3 separate regions of the Homo sapiens genome follow, and regions 2 and 3 are each linked to region 1. Evidence: chromatin loops called from intact Hi-C (ENCODE). Cell type or tissue: heart right ventricle. All regions are shown on one strand. Each heading gives the region's core, and the rest is flanking DNA. Links, peaks and the distances in the headings are about the cores only.

Region 1 (5,385 bases), core at 169-5,168:
AGATAAAAATCAGTGGAACTAATATTTGAGCACAGATCTGGCTCTGGGCAGAAATGAGAGATAGCAAAAGCCCTCCCCTCCCCTGTTCTGATTCCAGACCACTCATCATGCATGAGAATCATGTGACATGCTCATGGGAAATGCATTTTTTTTTTTTTTTTTGAGATGGAGTTTCACTCTTGTTGCCCAGGCTGGAGTGCAATGGCGCAACCTCGGCTCACTGCAACTTCCGCCTCCCGGGTTCAAGTGATTCTCCTGCCTCAGCCTCTCAAGTAGCTGGGATTACAGGTGCCCACCACCACGCCCAGCTAAATTGTTTGTATTTTTAGTAGAGACAGAGTTTCACCATGTTGGTCAGTCTGATCTCAAACTCCTGACCTCAGGTGATCCACCGGCCTTGGCCTCCCAAAATGCTGGGATTACAGGCATGAGCCGCCGCACCCAGCCAAAATTGTTTTTTAAAAAGGAAATGGGATAAGGAAAGGCTGGATGGGCTGGAGGTGCTTCCAGGCAGGTAGAGAACTCTTTGGCGTACCAAGATGATGACAAGGAACTGAGGCCTTGGGAGTAGAGGGAGAGCTACATCAAAGACAAAGCCACAGAGTAAGAGCTGCATTTCCTGACCACCAACTACAGTAGTCTGCTCAGCTGCCCTAAAAAAATACCACAAACTGAGTAATGATAGAAATATATCTTGTCACAGTTCTTGAGGCTGGAGGTCCACCAACACCATGGTGCCATAAGGGTTGGTTTCTGGTGAGGGATCTCTTCCTAACTTGTAGACAGCTGCCTTCTAGCTGCATCCTAGCATGTATCTGCTCTGTGCACATGCAGAGAGCAAGGGAGCTCTGGTGTCTCTTCTTTTAAAGACAGTGGTCTTACTGGATTTGGTCCCCACCCTTATGACTCATTTAACCTTAGTTACCTCCTTCAGTGGCCCTATCTCCAAATACAGTCACTTTGGGGGTTTGGGAATTTGGGCTAGGTTGGGGACGGTTCAGTCCATAACACCAACTATGGGGCAGGCACCCTTCAACTGTTTCCAAGAGCCTCTTTTGATAAACATTATTATTGCCTGTTCATGGGTAAGGCTTCCCAGACAGTGGTAAAATTCTGAGTTCTGAGCTCTGAGTTCCTAGGTTTAAGTTCTAACTTTACTATGTACTAACTGGTTGACCTTGGGCAAATCATTTAACTAAAAAATGAGGAAAATAATATAGCTCTGAAGTGGTGAGAATTATCTAAGAAATAAATATAAACTGCTTAGAAGCCAGGCATGGTGGCTCTCACCTGTAATCTCAGTACTTTGGGAGTCCCAGGTGGAAGGATTGCTTTAGCCCAGGATGTAGGGAGACCCCCTGAAACTATTGCTACAGAATAAAAGATGAAATGCTCCTGATTATTGTAAATACAAAATTGCATGCTGGATTGTGTAAAGACAATGCCAGGTTGGACTGCCAGAACGAGCCAACAGCGCGTGATGTGCTTCCCCCTGCAGAGAACCTATGAATGGACGTGCAGTCAGGGAGGTTTCACATCACCAAGATTCCTATCCCAGAAAAGTAGATGTTCATAGCTCTGGGAATGGAATGGAACCCTTGTGGAAAGCCTATAAACGGATGCATGGGGGGGCGCCTGTCCATATGGATAAGATAGGGCTATAAATGCCCTCATCTTGCCACAGCTCTTCCAGGCCTCTTTAGGGTTAGGGCATACTCCCTTCTGAGAATTTCTGGTCTAACCGGTTCTCTAGCTTCACGTCCTGTTTCTATGGATTGTTTGTAACCAGCTTTTGTTGCAATTGTTACTACTGATTAATAGCTTGCTAATCATAGGTTACGGAAAGATTGTGTTTCTGTTTTAAGGCTCTGTTAGAAATTACTGATGCATGCACTATATTGTAAATTCTTATCTCTGTATACCGTACTTCTACGTACAAATGTACTGTACTTCTACATACAAATGTTATTACTTCATCCCCATGTGACCATCTCACCTCATAATCAAATGACCCTAAATCCCTCACTAACCCACCCCCGCTGTCACTAAACTTAATAATAAATGCTGGTATATCCAGTGCATTGTTGGCACCACGGGACCAGAAGGCGGTGACCCCCCCTGGACTCAGCTTTCACTATCTTGTGTGTGTCTATCATTTCTCAACCTGCCGATCCACCTGGGAACAAAGAGAGAGCCCCGTTGCACTGCAGGCTGCTGGCCAGATCCCACAATACCAGGAATTTGAGGCTGCAGTGATCTATGGCTGCACCACTGCATTCCAGTCTTGGCAACAGAGCAAGACCCTGTTTCAAAAAACAAAACAAAACAAAACAACAGACTGAAAAACAAAGTGCTTCCTTACTCTCACTATGACAGGTCTAGGGGACACAGGTAGTAAGTCACTGGAAACAAATGGTGGGATTGGGATTTGAAACAAAGATTGTACTCTTAACTAAGAAGCTATGTCTCCTCGAGTCACCCACCTTGCAGCATCTTGGGGCTGGTGGGTGCCGCCTGCCTTCCTGTTCTCTTCTGTCTGTTTTTTTCTCCCCCTTAGTTGACCATGATCTGAAAGTCAAGTGTATATATGTTGTCTTCATCAAATACCATTTTGTTTGCTTTGTTACTCATTATTTAAAGTGTGTGTATTTAACATTTTCCCGTTCTCATTCCTAAAAACAAATTCTCTAACATTATTCTTACATGGTGCTACGTATCTCCCTCAGGCCCCTACTCTGCAGTCTGTAGCACAGCGTCCATAATGGGAGCAAAACAATTCATTCCTTCTCCTCTGCTGCCACCGCGTGGCCATTTTGCATTATAACCCGCATTTCTGCAAAGTAACCAGGAGGTAACAACCTCTTTGGCAAGGCTGAGGATTTAACTTGATCTTGTTTGTTACCTGGTTCTCAGTGAGCATAGGTAGTAGACGTCTAATTAAAAATATGTAACATTTATGGAAACATGATATAAGAGATGATCTTCTGCCCTATTGTGGTGAATTCCAGCCTACTCATGTTGCCTTGGGGATTTTCCCCACTGAAGGAGCATATATTAACTGATGCCAGCTCAGATCAGAGATCAGAGATGACAGGACACAGTCCCTGTCCCCAAGGAAATACTAGTCTGGTCTGTAAACAAATCCAGTTCAACTTTGGCTACCACACACGCTGAAGACAGAGTTACCCTACAGAAAAGAGAGACAGAGCTATTCAAGTCACCAGGATTTCCCATCTCACACTTCGGAAAAACTTTAAATATTTCTTTAAGTTGAATTAAAATAATAGCATGATGACAACAATAGATAATTTATTGAGACATTTCTATGTGTTAAGCAAGGTGCAAAGTGCGTTCTGAGTATTAACCCATTGACCTCCTTTTTTCTGAGATGGAATCTCACTCTGTTGCCCAGGCTGGAGTGCAGTGGTGCAATCTCAGCTCACTGCAACCTCTGCCTCCCAGGTTCAAGCGATTCTCTTGCCTCAGCCCCCCAAGTAGCTGGGATTACAGGCGTGCGCCACCATGATCAGCTAATTTTTTGTATTCAGTAAAGAGGGGGTTTCACCATTTTGGTCAAGCTGATCTGGAACTCCTGACCTCAGGTGATCCGCCCGCCTCAGCCTCCCAAAGTGCTGGGATTACAGACATGAGCCACCGTGCCCGGCCCCATTGACCTCTTATCCCAACTACTGTTATCCCCCTTGTACAGGTGGGAAAATGGAGGCAAGGCTAGTGTTGGATGGACCCAGGTTTTGAGCCCCCATTTTCTTAACCAGTGTTGCCATCACCTGTAGGAAGACATGTCACAGTATGACTGCCTCTCTCTGAAGAGACAGCAAAGACTTAGGATCCAGAGAGGATGTGAGGTTTGAGCTGAATTTTCAAGGATAAATAGGATTTATTTGAGTTGACAAGGGGAAATTGGTTTTTTTTTGGGGGGGGGGTTGTTTGTTTGTTTTTTGAGACGGAGTCTCGCTCTGTCGCCCAGGCTGGAGTGCAGTGGTGCGATCTCGGCTCACTGCAAGCTCCGCCTCCCGGGTTCACGCCACTCTCCTGCCTCAGCCTCCCAAGTAGCTGAGACTACAGGCGCCCGCTACTACGCCCGGCTAATTTTTTGTTTTCGTATTTTTCGTAGAGACGGGGTTTCACCGTGTTAGCCACGATGGTCTCGATCTCCTGACCTCGTGATCCGCCCGCCTTGGCCTCCCAAGGTGCTGAGATTACAGGCATGAGCCACCGCGCCCGGCCGGAATTGGGATCTTAAAGCCCTTTTTTAATAAGTGGGATCAGGGTTTTGTAGAGGATGGATAGTTTAAAAAAAAAAAAACAAAAAACTGATGACCTCTATGGATCTAAGGAATGTTTGCTAGGTGCCTCACCATGCTAAGAACTTTAGCTCATTGAACACTTCCAGCCACCCTGTGAGATAGTTGCTATGATTATCCTCACTTGGGAGATCACAGCTCAGAGACACCAAGAAATTTAACCACAAGCATTCACAATCCAAAATAAATTCTTGGAGTGGAGGGAATCAATGGGAGTGAGGCTTCTCTGAGAACACAACTTCATATTCTGTTGGCTTTTAAACTGGGTAAATGTTTTATATGCTCAAAAAGGTGGAACCAAAAAGGATGTATTGGAAAAAAAAAAAAAAGCAAACGCTAGGTCAAACACAGTGGCTTACGCCTGTAATCCCAGCACTTTGGGAGGCTGAGGCAGGAGGATCGCTTGAGCCCAGGAGCTTGAGGTTGCAGTGAGCTGTGATTGCGCCACTGCACTCCAGCCTGGGCAACAAAGTGAAACGCTGTCTCTTAAAAATGAAATGAAATTAAAATAAAGAAAATCACCTTTACGCATACCCCCAATGTAATAATTTGGTTCAGGCAAGGATGCCAAGACTATTAGGTGAAACGTTATTGTAAGAAGAGGATATTCACACAGTCTCAAAGTATCACAACACAGATTTCTTTCTGCTAACAAAGGGGAAATAATTTTACTATATGAAGATTTGTCATTCACCACCTTAACCAAGTGATTAAACTTAGCATCATCAAGCTGACATCAGATACTCCCTGACTTATGTAGTAAGAACTACACAACATCACCTCTGGTGATTGTATTATTGCCAGAAATAAGGAAACAATCTGAGAAGCCAGAAATTGGAGCATTTTTTATGACAGTTGGCCTGGATTCTTTAAAAAGCCTCAGCAGAAGGGTGGCCAGGCTGCCAGGTGGCTGGGCATGATGGACCCAGCTGCCGGTCTAGCCCTTCCTTATGCCCAGGCTTAGACCCATCCCCAGTCACCTAAATGAATAAATGGTTAAAAGTCACTGATAAGGCTGGGTGTGATGGCTCACGCCTGTAACCCCAGCACTGTGGGAGGC
Region 2 (5,385 bases), core at 200-5,199, 440 kb before region 1:
AGTAGAAGCGAGGGCCAATAAAGAACTAGCATTGAGCTCCTACTGAATGCTGGGGATGCTCACAGGGACTATCTTACTTCATCCTCACAACAACTCTTGCAAGAGTGGCATTATTAACCACGTTTTTACAGGTGGGGGAACTGAGGTCCACAAAGGGCAGTTTGCTGCTTAAGGTCACACTGAGAGGTCAGGTGGGGTGGAGGACTGGGATTTGAAGAGATATTGGATTGAGTCCAGAGCCTTCCTGCCTGACTGAGAAGCTGCCTACACAGGTGGGGCCGGGTGGGGCTGGGTCCATGAGTGATTCAGGTAAGAGTCAGCTCTGGTTTTCCAAATAGTGGGTGGGGCCCAGCAGGAGTGAGACCTCTCCAGGAGCATTACAATCCAGGCTGTAGCTAGGGTGAGCAGGAGGGCACGTGATTGGTGTGGATAATGGGGAGGGGGCTATGCAGAGAGAAATCCTATCCCTTGTTACCAGTGGGGTATAGGGAAGGAGGTCCTTGCTGCCTTAGCTGGGAAGGGCTCAGGGCCTGGGGTGAAGCTGGGCCTGTGGGACAGCTGGGGGTGCTGGCCCATGGGACAAGCTGGAGAAGGCAGGGAAACTGAGGCAGGCAGTGATACTTTTGGTGGCCGTCACAGCAGATGGGTGGTTGGCAGTCACTTCGATGAGGCTGGTGCTGGACCTGGTCTGTTTTTTTAATGCATTCACTACTCTTTTAGATACTCATTCATTTCTTTGTTCAAGCAACAAACATTCCCTGGATGTCTTTTATCCGCCAGATCCTATGCTTGGCCTTGGGGCTACAAGAGTGACCAGGACTCTTATAGCCTCATAATGTTTGGGGGCAGAGGGACAATGTGATCAGGAGTGGCACTGCTGTGGCCAGGGAAGGCACAGGGGCTTCCTAGAGGAGAGAAGGGGGAGGAGGAGGCATGTTAGAGGAGGCCTACCAGGGGACATGGGAGGTGGACTTGCCCTATAAGTGGAAGCTCACAATCTTGAGGACTAGGATGGTGACACCAGTCCTAGGCATTTAGACTATAGCTTTGCAGTAGGGAGCAGGAAAAGGTGGCCCTGTGCTGTGGTCTCTTTCCCAGGGCTGGGGCAAGGGCTACCCCAGACCTCTCCCCTGTGTATCCAGCTGCATGCTGGGGCGGTTGGGGGTGCTGGCCCATGGGCCAAGCTGGAGAAGGCAGGGAAGGTTTGATCCTCCTCATTCCTTGAAGTGGATCAAATACAAGAAGCCCAAATTCAAATTCCACCTACCCATGCCAGCTCCCCTTCCCTGGATATTACCACCAGCATTGAGCCAGAAGGCTAGGTGTCCTCAGCACCTTTCTTCCCCTAAGCTCTAGTGCTAATCGGTCACCAAGCCCTGGCACTTCTGCCACCATTTCTCTCATCTACCTTCTCCCCACTCCATGCTCTTGGTCCTGCCTCATCCCTGGAGGGCTGCCTCGGCACCCTGCCTGCTCTCTCAGACTCCATCCTCTCCTGTATTGCAGCTGTGTTGAGATCTGTGGTGCTGGTCACAGAGCCTGGCTGCAGTGAGGGCTCAATTGCTCCATGCTGGAACTGGACCAGTCCTCAGAGACCATCTGATCTGCTCATTCTGTTGTTCAAATGGGGAAACAGAGGCCCAGTGAGGCCTAGCGGCTTGTTTAAGGTCACGCTATGGAAGAAGTGACTTGAACTCACTTCTGATTCTGAGGTGAAGGCTCTTCCCATCAGTGCCAGGGCCACACAAGTGTTTCTTGTTTTGAGTGCAGATGGGTGGCTTGGAAGTCAGCAGGAGGCACAGGTGTGGTGACTTGATGGGCTCAGGGCCCAAAGGGAGGGAGGGCCTGGGAGTGGAAGATGGAACCTCATTCAAGCCCGTCTCTCCTTTCTTCTCACCAGAAACTCCCCCTTTCTTTGGACAACTGGACCCCCACACCTCCACCCTGTCCCCATCCCTTTTGCTGATAATCCCATCTCCTTGCCCTGTAAATGCTAGGGGGCCCTTGATTTGGGGAGGAAGGGAAGGCTGAAGCCGGTCCCGGCACCCTGAGAGCCCCAGGGCCCTCCAATGCCCCACTCCTTCTCCAGGTCTGCCCTGGCTTGCTCTGTCTCCCTAGGGCAGCTGGCTTTTGTCCCAGGGGAGCATGGGAACAGCTTGGGTGAGAATGGGGGAGGGGCTTCCCAGCAGGTTTCACCTCTCCCACCTGGCATAATTTCTACCCTGCACCCAGTGATGCCCAGGAGCCAGCACAAGAACCTCTGAGCTCTCCTGCCGGCTTTCCCCACTGTGGGGCCCACAGGATGGCTGGGTGTGCTGGGGAAACTGAGGGAGATGACTTGTGGGTGCCAGCACCATGGGACTTTGGGTGATCTTGGACCTATTCCTTCCTCCTTCTAGGTGCTTCCTGAGCTGGCGAAAAGGAGAGCTGGATGCTGGGATTCTATAAATTCGGCGGTGGATGTGAGTCTAGCTACAGCATGGACCCTGGCCAGCCCTGGAATCTGAGTTCAGAGATCTTTGAAAAAATGCCTTCCGATAACTGAGCACCTACTACATGCTGGACACTGCACCAGGAGATTTGTGTGCATTCCCTCATTGAATCTTACAACCACCCTCTGGGATGGTTTTTGCTATTAAGCCGATTTTATAGATGAGAATACTGAGGGCTAGAAAAGATAAGTACCTTGTCCAAGGTGACACGGCCAGTAAGCTGTGGAGTCTGGATTTGAACTAGGCTCTCTTGGAGTTTGGAGCCCGGTCTTTTCATTTCTGGCAGAGACCTGTGGCTTCAGGGGGCGGAGCCCAGCCCATGGGGGAAGTAAGTCCTTCCTGTTAGATCTGTCTGAGGAGTAGTGAGTTTCTCATCTAGGAAACCATCAGCAGGCCAGGCTGGACTGCCCCATTTCTAGCCCCCTTTCTTCTCTGCAGACTGCCCTGTTTCTAGCCCCTTTTCTTCTCTACCCTTTTCTGTAGAGTGCGTTAGACCCATTTTACAGAAGGGGACTCTGAGACCCTTTCTTCTCTGCGGGGCAGGGTATGTGGTTCAGACGAGCCGCTTCCATCCCCAGTTCTGTCCCTAAGCCCTGGGTGACCTCAGCATTGAGCATCGTCTCTGAGCCTCAGTTTCCTGTCTATATCTAGTGCCACCAGGCATCAGAAACGTAAGTGCTTCAAGGATCTTGGGTGAAAAGCCGCTTTAGCGGCGAGCATACACTAATTAATAAAATGCCTTGGCCGGGGCTGGGCAGAGGAAGTAAGCGGGCAGCCGAGGTGACAGCTGGAGGGAGGAGCGGGGGTGGAGCCGGGGGAAGGGTGGGGAGGGGATGGGCTGGAGCTCCGGGCAGTGTGCGAGGCGCACGCACAGGAGCCTGCACTCTGCGTCCCGCACCCCAGCAGCCGCGCCATGAGCCGTGAGTGCGACCCCGGTGCCCGGTGGGGAATTTTCTTGGCCTCCTGGTGGAGCCTTGAATGCCAGGCTCAGCCCCTCATCTCTCTCCTCTGCAGGGAGTCTCTTGCTCTGGTTCTTGCTGTTCCTGCTCCTGCTCCCGCCGCTCCCCGTCCTGCTCGCGGACCCAGGGGCGCCCACGCCAGGTAGGCGGCCCCATCCCTCCCCAAGGGAATCCCCGGTCTTGCGCCCCTGGCCTGGTTTCAACCCCCTCCTTTCCCCTCCAGCGGGCCCAGCTTCCCCTTTCTGCTCGCGGTGCTGAGAAAGACTGAGGCTGAGTCTTTTGGTGGGATGGGGGCTCCCTGAAGCCCCCCCGGCGGTGTGGCCTTGGCTAATGGGCTATCTAGTTCTTTCAGGGGAAACAGCAGACTGGGATCTGGTGCCAACTTGGGGAGAAGGGACAGTCCCTATCCATCCCCCTCACCTGTTCTGGGCCCCAGATGTCTAAGCAGCCTCTGCACCCAACAACCCCGCTGTTTCCTATAGGGGCCTCTTTGGGAGGAAGCCGCAGGCACCAAGGGAAATGAGTTCCCTTTCTCCAGCCTCTAACCGTCTGGGAACCCATCCTGATTCCCATTGCCAGTGGAGAAGGTCTCCCCTGGTGAAGACTTCGGGAGAACATGGGAGATGGAAATACATTTAGGAGCCGGGATGCTTCATCTGGGGTTTAAGAGATCCCCATTGAGCAAATGAGGAAACCGAGGCTCAGTAGGTGCCATGATTCCCCAAGCTCACAAAATACATGGTGGGCCCAGGATCTGAACTCAGGTCTGTCTGCGTCCACACACTTCGCAAGGTCTTTCCACAGAAAGCTGCTTCTACCCACAATGGACCCGGAGCCACTCTGGGTTTCATGGGGGAGGTTGATGGGGAAATTCCGCCCTTCCCTCCCCCATGCATGTGCCAGGTTCCAGGTGAAGGAATTCAGCTCCTCGCTCAGCCAACCTTCCTCCCCCAGCTCGCTGCTTGTGTGTGTGCGTGTGTGTGAGCATGTGTCCCAGTTGGATATAGTTTCCTCCACCACCTAGCTGTGTAAAATCTCTAAAATGAGGCCCAGAGAGGGCAGGAGGGAGCAGAGGGAGTCCGCACTTTCTGCTGTGATGCTCTAAGGATCTGGTGCGTGGGGGAAAGAGGAAAGATATGTACATGGATTTTGGATCAGACCAAGTTTCCTGAAACGGGCTTTGGGTGGGTGGCATTTAGGGGACCCAAAGAGAGGACGGAGGGTGCTCTAGGAAAGGGATTGCGTTGAATAAAAGTCTGGTTTATGGGAAGAGGAGGAGGAAGACTCATGTGGCCAGCACTTTAAAGTTTACAAAGGTTGGTTGTGGACATCCACCTCTTTGGTGCTCTCAACAGCCCTGCCAGAGAGATGCGTTAGACCCAGTCTACAGAAGGGGACTCTGAGGCCCAGAGGGAGTGAAGCCACTTGTCTGAATCCTCACAGTGAGCTGGTGGTGGGGAGTAGAAGGGGCTCTTCAGGTTGCCTCGCTGACCCATCTTGTCAGTCCCTGGATCAGCCCAGCACTTCCTCTGAGGCCCCATCTGGCCTCATCCAGGCACTCTTGGTATACAGGTCCCACCCGTCTGTATTCTTTTTTAGTCCATTCACTAATGCACAATGAGCCATGGTCTGTGCTATTTTGTTTTTTGCCTTTTCTGTTTCCTTTTGTATAATAAATGTTTACACGGAATTGTTTTTTTTTATCCCCAAGGGTTATTTATGCCAGTCTTTGGCTGGGGCCTGGAGACACGGAGCTGGGAGGAGCTGACAGGCTGATGGTGGAGCCAGAAATGCCAACAGACTGTCATCCAAGGGGACCAGGGCTGTGCGGAGCTCATGGGAGGAAGCAGGGGTATAGGGAGCCCAGGGAAGGGAGCAGGGGTGTGCGGAGCTCAGGGGAGGGAGCAGCTGCCTCTCAGTGCGAAGAATTGAGG
Region 3 (5,385 bases), core at 121-5,120, 700 kb before region 1:
TGGTGGATACACAGTCTTGACTATACTAAAAACCACAAATTGTATATTTTAAACACATGAATTGTATAGTATGTGAATTATATCTCAATAACACTGTTTAAAAAAAAAAACACGCACTGGGGCACATTTGGTCCATCCACCAAAGTTTGCTGACCCCCGATGTGGAGCAGTCAGACTGCCTGGGTTGGAATCTACGCTCTTCTTTACAACCCTGGGCAAGTTTTATAACTTCTCTGTCCCCTGCTTTCCTCGTCTAAAAAGTGGAGTGGGGCCGGGTGTGTGGTGGCTCATACCTATAATCCCAGCACTTTGGGAGGCCAAGGTGGGAGGTTCACTTGAACCCTGGGGTTCAAGACCAGCCTGGGCAATATAGGGAGGCCTCATCTTAAAAAAAATTGTTGTTAATAAAAATTAAAATTGTAGTGATAACAATAATACCTCAGAATGATGTTGTGCAAAGTTAGTGAGTTGAAATACAGATGGCGCCTGCACAAAAACGCTCTACAAATGCTGGTGATTACTATGGTTTCCATTTTAGAACTGAGGAAACTGAGGCTGAGACAAAGGAAGGCTTTTATTCAGCCACACAGTGAGTAAGTGACAGATTTGAAGTTCAAGCCTCAGTCTGTCCAGTGCTAAGTCTGTGTTTTTTCCATTCCACCACTGTATTATACAGTCACCTCCTGGCCATGTCCTAACCTCACTGAGAGACCGTGGCCTGGCCCTACACCCTCTGGCCTTTCATTTCTCCCATGCCAAATGAAGAGTTTGGCACAGATGCCCCTTGTATTAGTCTGTTTTCACACTGCTATAAAGAACTGCCCAAAGGCCAGGCGTGGTGGCTCACACCTGTAATCCCAGCACTTTGGGAGGCTGAGGCGGGTGGATCACGAGGTCAGGGGTTCGAGACCAGCCTGACCAACATGGTGAAATCCCATCTGTACTAAAAATACAAAAATTAGCTGGGTGCGGTGGCGGGCGCCTGTAATCCCAGCTACTCAGGAGGCTGAGGCAGGAGAATTGCTTGAACCCAGGAGGCGGAGGTTGCGATGAGCCGGGATCGCACCATTGCACTCCAGCCTGATGGACAGAGTGAGACTCCGTCTCAAAAAAAAAAAAAAAAAAAAAAAGGAACTGCCCAAGACTGAGTAATTTATAAAGGAAAGAGTTTTAATTGACTCACAGTTCAGCATGGCTGGGGACGCCTCGGGAAACTTACAATCATGGCGGAAGGCAGAGGGAAAGCAAGCACCTTCTTCATAAGGTGGCAGGAAGGAGAATGAACTCAGGAGGAACTACCAAATACTTATAAAACCATCAGATCTCTTGAGAACTCACTCACTATCATGAGAACAGCAAGGGAGAACTGCCCCCATGATTCAGTTATCTCCACTTGGTCTCTCCCTTGATACGTGGGGATTATGGGGATTACAATTCAAGATGAGATTTTCAGTGGGAACACAGCCAGACTGTATCACCCCTTAAGAGCTCTGTTATCTATACCGACATTTTACAAATCGGTAAAGAAGATGATAGGGAAATGTGGCGTCTTTGGCCAGGCTCCATGCACCAGGCATTCCTGTGCCATCACCACTAAGCCTAGGGGATGATTTCCTGTCTCCCTCACTGGACTCACGTGCCAGCCACTGGAAGAAGAGGAGATGCACCATACTCTATCTGCAGGTAACAAAATAAAGGCCAGGCTTGTGCAGCAGTAAGCTGGAAAGAAAATAACTGACAACACGATACCATCTTAGATTCTCCAAGGACTCTGTGAAGGCAGAGAATAAACATTACATTTCAAACAACTTTTCCTAAAAGGTCAAGAGAAATTGAAAGTAACCGCACTCTCCTAACAACAGCCTTCTCTCTTGGAGAGCTGTCAGGGTTTAAAAATATTTTACAAAGCAATCATCTGCATGCCATCAAGAGAGATGCCTCACTCAGGTCAAGAAGCAGGGGCTGTTGAAATGTGTCAGTGGAATTGTGCTAGGAAAAACCCACCACTGATAGCTCAATTCTAACCTAACTTTGGAAAGCAAGTTAAAAGTAAAAATAAAAATAAACAAAGGAAAATCAATCCAAGTGTTCCCAAGTGGCCCAATTTGAGAAGAAATCCTTTTCCTTCTCGGTTTAAGGGGCGAACCGGATGGACAAGATAAAGGTACATAATGCATGCTCCTGCACCAGTACCTGGCCTTCCAGGTGCCTCAGGCTCAACTGATGCTTCCTTCACTCTGGCCTTCTGTGCCAAGGCCTGTGCTGGGAGCTCCACACAGGGATGAGTAAGACAAGGCCCCCGGGGCCTGGTGATTTTCTCTGTCCACCGAGAGGCCAGGCGCATCCATAAATAACGGCAGAGCTTGAAGTGATATAATAGACAAACAGGGCAGTCAAGTTGGGCCTCTTAGCCAGGGTGACCTTTGAATGGGCATCTGCAGCAGGGAGAGCTCACCAGGCAGATGGGGAGGGGTGGGGAGGCTTTCTAGGCAGGGGGGCTGGCTCGTGCAAAGACAGAAGTGTGAATCAGCCTGGTGCAGGTGGCCAAAAAGAACAGTGTTATGTGGGACATCCATATAAAGCAGTGGATGGGGGAGGCTGCAGAGGCAGGCAGGGCCAGCGAGTGACACAGGGTCTTGCAAGCCTGGAGAGTGAGTGTGAGCAAAAGCCTGTGCTCAGCGGCAGGGCACTGCAGGTTTGGAAGCAGAGCGGGACAGGACTAGATCGAGCTTTTCCATATGTTTCTGGCTACTGAGTAGAGAAAGACTTGGAGGGAGGGAGTCTGGAGGCAGCTGGCCAGAGCCTGAACTAGGCATTCATTCATTCAACACATGTTCATGGAACATCCACTGCGTGCCAGGCACTGCTTCCAGTGTGGGGTAGTTTGGACTGTGGGGATGGACAGAAGGGCACAGACCTAGAGATGTGGGAAGTAAGGTGGGAGGTGAGGAAGGGGTGGAAGTCCAGGGGACTCTCTGGCTGTGGCTTGCCCAACTGATGGATGGATGGTGTTACTGGCTAAAATGAAACCAGAAGGAGAAGCAGGTTTGGGAGACAACAGTGAGCTCAGTCTTGGAGTGTTGGTTTGAGATGTCTGCGGAGCAGTGGAGACCTCTCCAGCCTACATTTGCTTCAGTGCTGTGTGACAATAGCCTGGATGTTGGAGTTGTCAGATATTGTCCCTGTCTTCAACTTTCCCTGGTCTATATTTCTGGAGCCAGAGAAGCTCCAGGGAAATGCCCAGGCGGAGTGGGGAAAACCTGTGGGAATTTGCTTGTTCAGAGGAGACAGGATGGGAGAGAGAGGAAGCCGGGTGTGGCTGAGGAATCTCGGGGAGGAGAGGATCTTTGACAGCCTGTATGCCTCCAAAGGAAGCCACGGAGCAAGGGAACAGACTGACCTTCCAGCTTCGATTTTCTGTCTGTAAATAGGATTGATAAAATTGTTGAGGATTAAACCAGACAGTTCAGGTAAAATTGTTAGCAAGAGACCAGGTCCATAACATCCGATCTCTAAGTGACTGATGTTTTTATTAGTTTGTTGGGCCCTGGATGCAGCTAGGGCCCAAGCCCAGAGGTTTGGGGATGCATATTCAGCTCAAGGCCAGGAAGAATCTTAAAAGGCCAGGTGTCCCGGGAGGGAGCGAGGAGAAAGGGGGAAGGAGTCAGGAAGGCCAGAGCAGATCAGCTGGGCACCCCCCATCCCCAGACCCCACCCCTGGTGAGGGCCTCAGGCTGCATGCTACCACCGATCCTCTCTTCCCCTGAATCTGGGAGCCAGGTACCTGTGCAGGGTGGGGCAGGGAGGTGGCAGGGTGTACTGGCCAGGAGGCAACAGAGGCCGGCAAGAGGAACACAGCTGGAGGGCACTGGCATGCGAGGGAGGAAGCCTGGTGAGGGGACAGCTTGGGCACCCCAGGGGTGAAGGCCCCGTGTTTGCACCAGGAGGAAGAGGTCCAGCGAGGAACTGCATAGCAACCAAGGCCTGTCCCACCTGGCCCTGCCTCAGGCAGGCTGCCCTCAGGCAGGGGGAATTGACTAATCCCCCAGCACCACCACCTTCAGGGATACCCAGTCCCAGAGTCCCAAAAAGATAGGCCAGGTCAGCAACAACCCACCACCACCACCTCAAAAATACAGCCTTTCCAAGAAAACCACCCCAAACCAGTTCAGGACACGTCCCCAACAAGTGAATAGAGACAGCTGGCCACTGGCTTCCTGGGCCTGGCTTTGGCCTGGTCCCCAGGGAAAGGTGCTTGAGGGCTGGGGTTTCTAACCAGCCCCATGCTATTGCCCACCTGTCACTCCCCATGGAGTGTGGGCGGGGCTTGCAGAGGAGCCCTCTGCACGGGGGATACCAGTGACATAGGGGCCTGTGTCTGCTAATGCCTCTCACTTTCTCCACTCCCCTGACCTCATCCCATTTCTGGTTCTAACATGAGGGTCAAATCTATTTGGAGGTCAAGGTGAGGCAGCAGGAGAGACCTTTCAGGTTCCTCCCAGCATCCCAGGCCTCTGTTGCATTCAGCAAGCACAGACTTGAGCCAGGCACTTGGACACAGACAAATCCTCTTGCCCACACTGACCCCCAAGCATCACACTTCCATTCTCCTGGGCTGCCTCCACCAATGTCTGCCTCTGGGAGTCTTATCCATCCTGCAAGGATGGGCTTCAAGGACACCACCTCCAGGAAGCCTACCCTGACTGCACCTCCTTTTCTCTCCCTATGTCTGCCTGAGCCACAATGATGCTCCCTCCTTTGAACTCCTGCATCCCTTTCTCTGACCCTGGTCTTAGGTTTATTCATGGCAGGACAGGCTCCCCCAAGAGGCCATGAGCTCTGAGAGCAGACCCAGTTTGAAGCAACAGGGGATGCTTTTTGAGCACCTCCTGGTCACCGGGTGCTGTGGTAGTGTGACGTGCTCCACCTCATTGACATTGACCCTTCGCTCAGTGCTGTGAGGTGGGCACTGAGACCATCGCCATTCTACCATAGAGAAACTAGGCCACTGCTTGACAAGCCAGTCATGGGAGCAGGGACTGTATCTGCCTCGCCCAGAGAAAATAAGAATGAGCGGGGCCCGGCCAGCTGTTCTGCAGCTCTGCCCAGTGCCATCTGCCCGGAACCCACTCTGCTGCCACCAGCTCTGCTCCACCTGCCCTTCCAAGCTTCAGCCTCTGTTTTCTGAAGGGCCCCTGGCCAGCTAGGAGCCTCCCTCCCAGGGCACGGTATAACCTGGGATTCCTCTCAGCTGGGGTCCTGGACGACTGGGTCTGGGGGTTTCAGGATCACCCGACCTGACCCGTGGCAGCCAAGGTGGCTGGCCAGGCTGCAACCCCCCCACCCCACATCTATGTATGCCCCGCTGCCCGGCCCTGGAGCTGC

The links. Hi-C counts contacts between places; a loop is a spot of excess contacts. Peaks named below come from ENCODE experiments on the same cell type or tissue, not always from the same donor. Only the 100,000 strongest peaks of a DNase experiment are listed, where the experiment ranks them.
Region 2: it touches region 1 in a loop (3-fold over the local background); 33 of 110 quality-filtered maps call a loop at or near these places.
Region 3: it touches region 1 in a loop (7-fold over the local background); 52 of 110 quality-filtered maps call a loop at or near these places.

Annotation. Positions count from the first base shown.
Region 1 is chr9:122,807,713-122,813,097 of GRCh38, forward strand. No RefSeq gene overlaps it. Among named protein-coding and RNA genes, the nearest start is that of OR1K1, 10 kb to the left of the region's middle. RefSeq lists a silencer at 2,699-2,868. In heart right ventricle, for the core only: a CTCF peak has its summit at 2,810 (motif pointing left); a DNase peak (open chromatin) is centred at 2,799.
Region 2 is chr9:122,367,680-122,373,064 of GRCh38, forward strand. PTGS1 (prostaglandin-endoperoxide synthase 1) reads left to right here and starts at 3,345. Exons shown (of 11, transcript NM_000962.4): 1 at 3,345-3,412; 2 at 3,507-3,593. The coding sequence starts at 3,406. In heart right ventricle, for the core only: no CTCF peak of the experiment used is centred there; a DNase peak (open chromatin) is centred at 3,317; H3K4me3 peaks cover 1,158 bases; H3K27me3 peaks cover 1,725 bases.
Region 3 is chr9:122,104,939-122,110,323 of GRCh38, forward strand. No RefSeq gene overlaps it. Among named protein-coding and RNA genes, the nearest start is that of MIR4478, 13 kb to the right of the region's middle. In heart right ventricle, for the core only: no CTCF peak of the experiment used is centred there; no DNase peak of the experiment used is centred there; H3K27ac peaks cover 753 bases.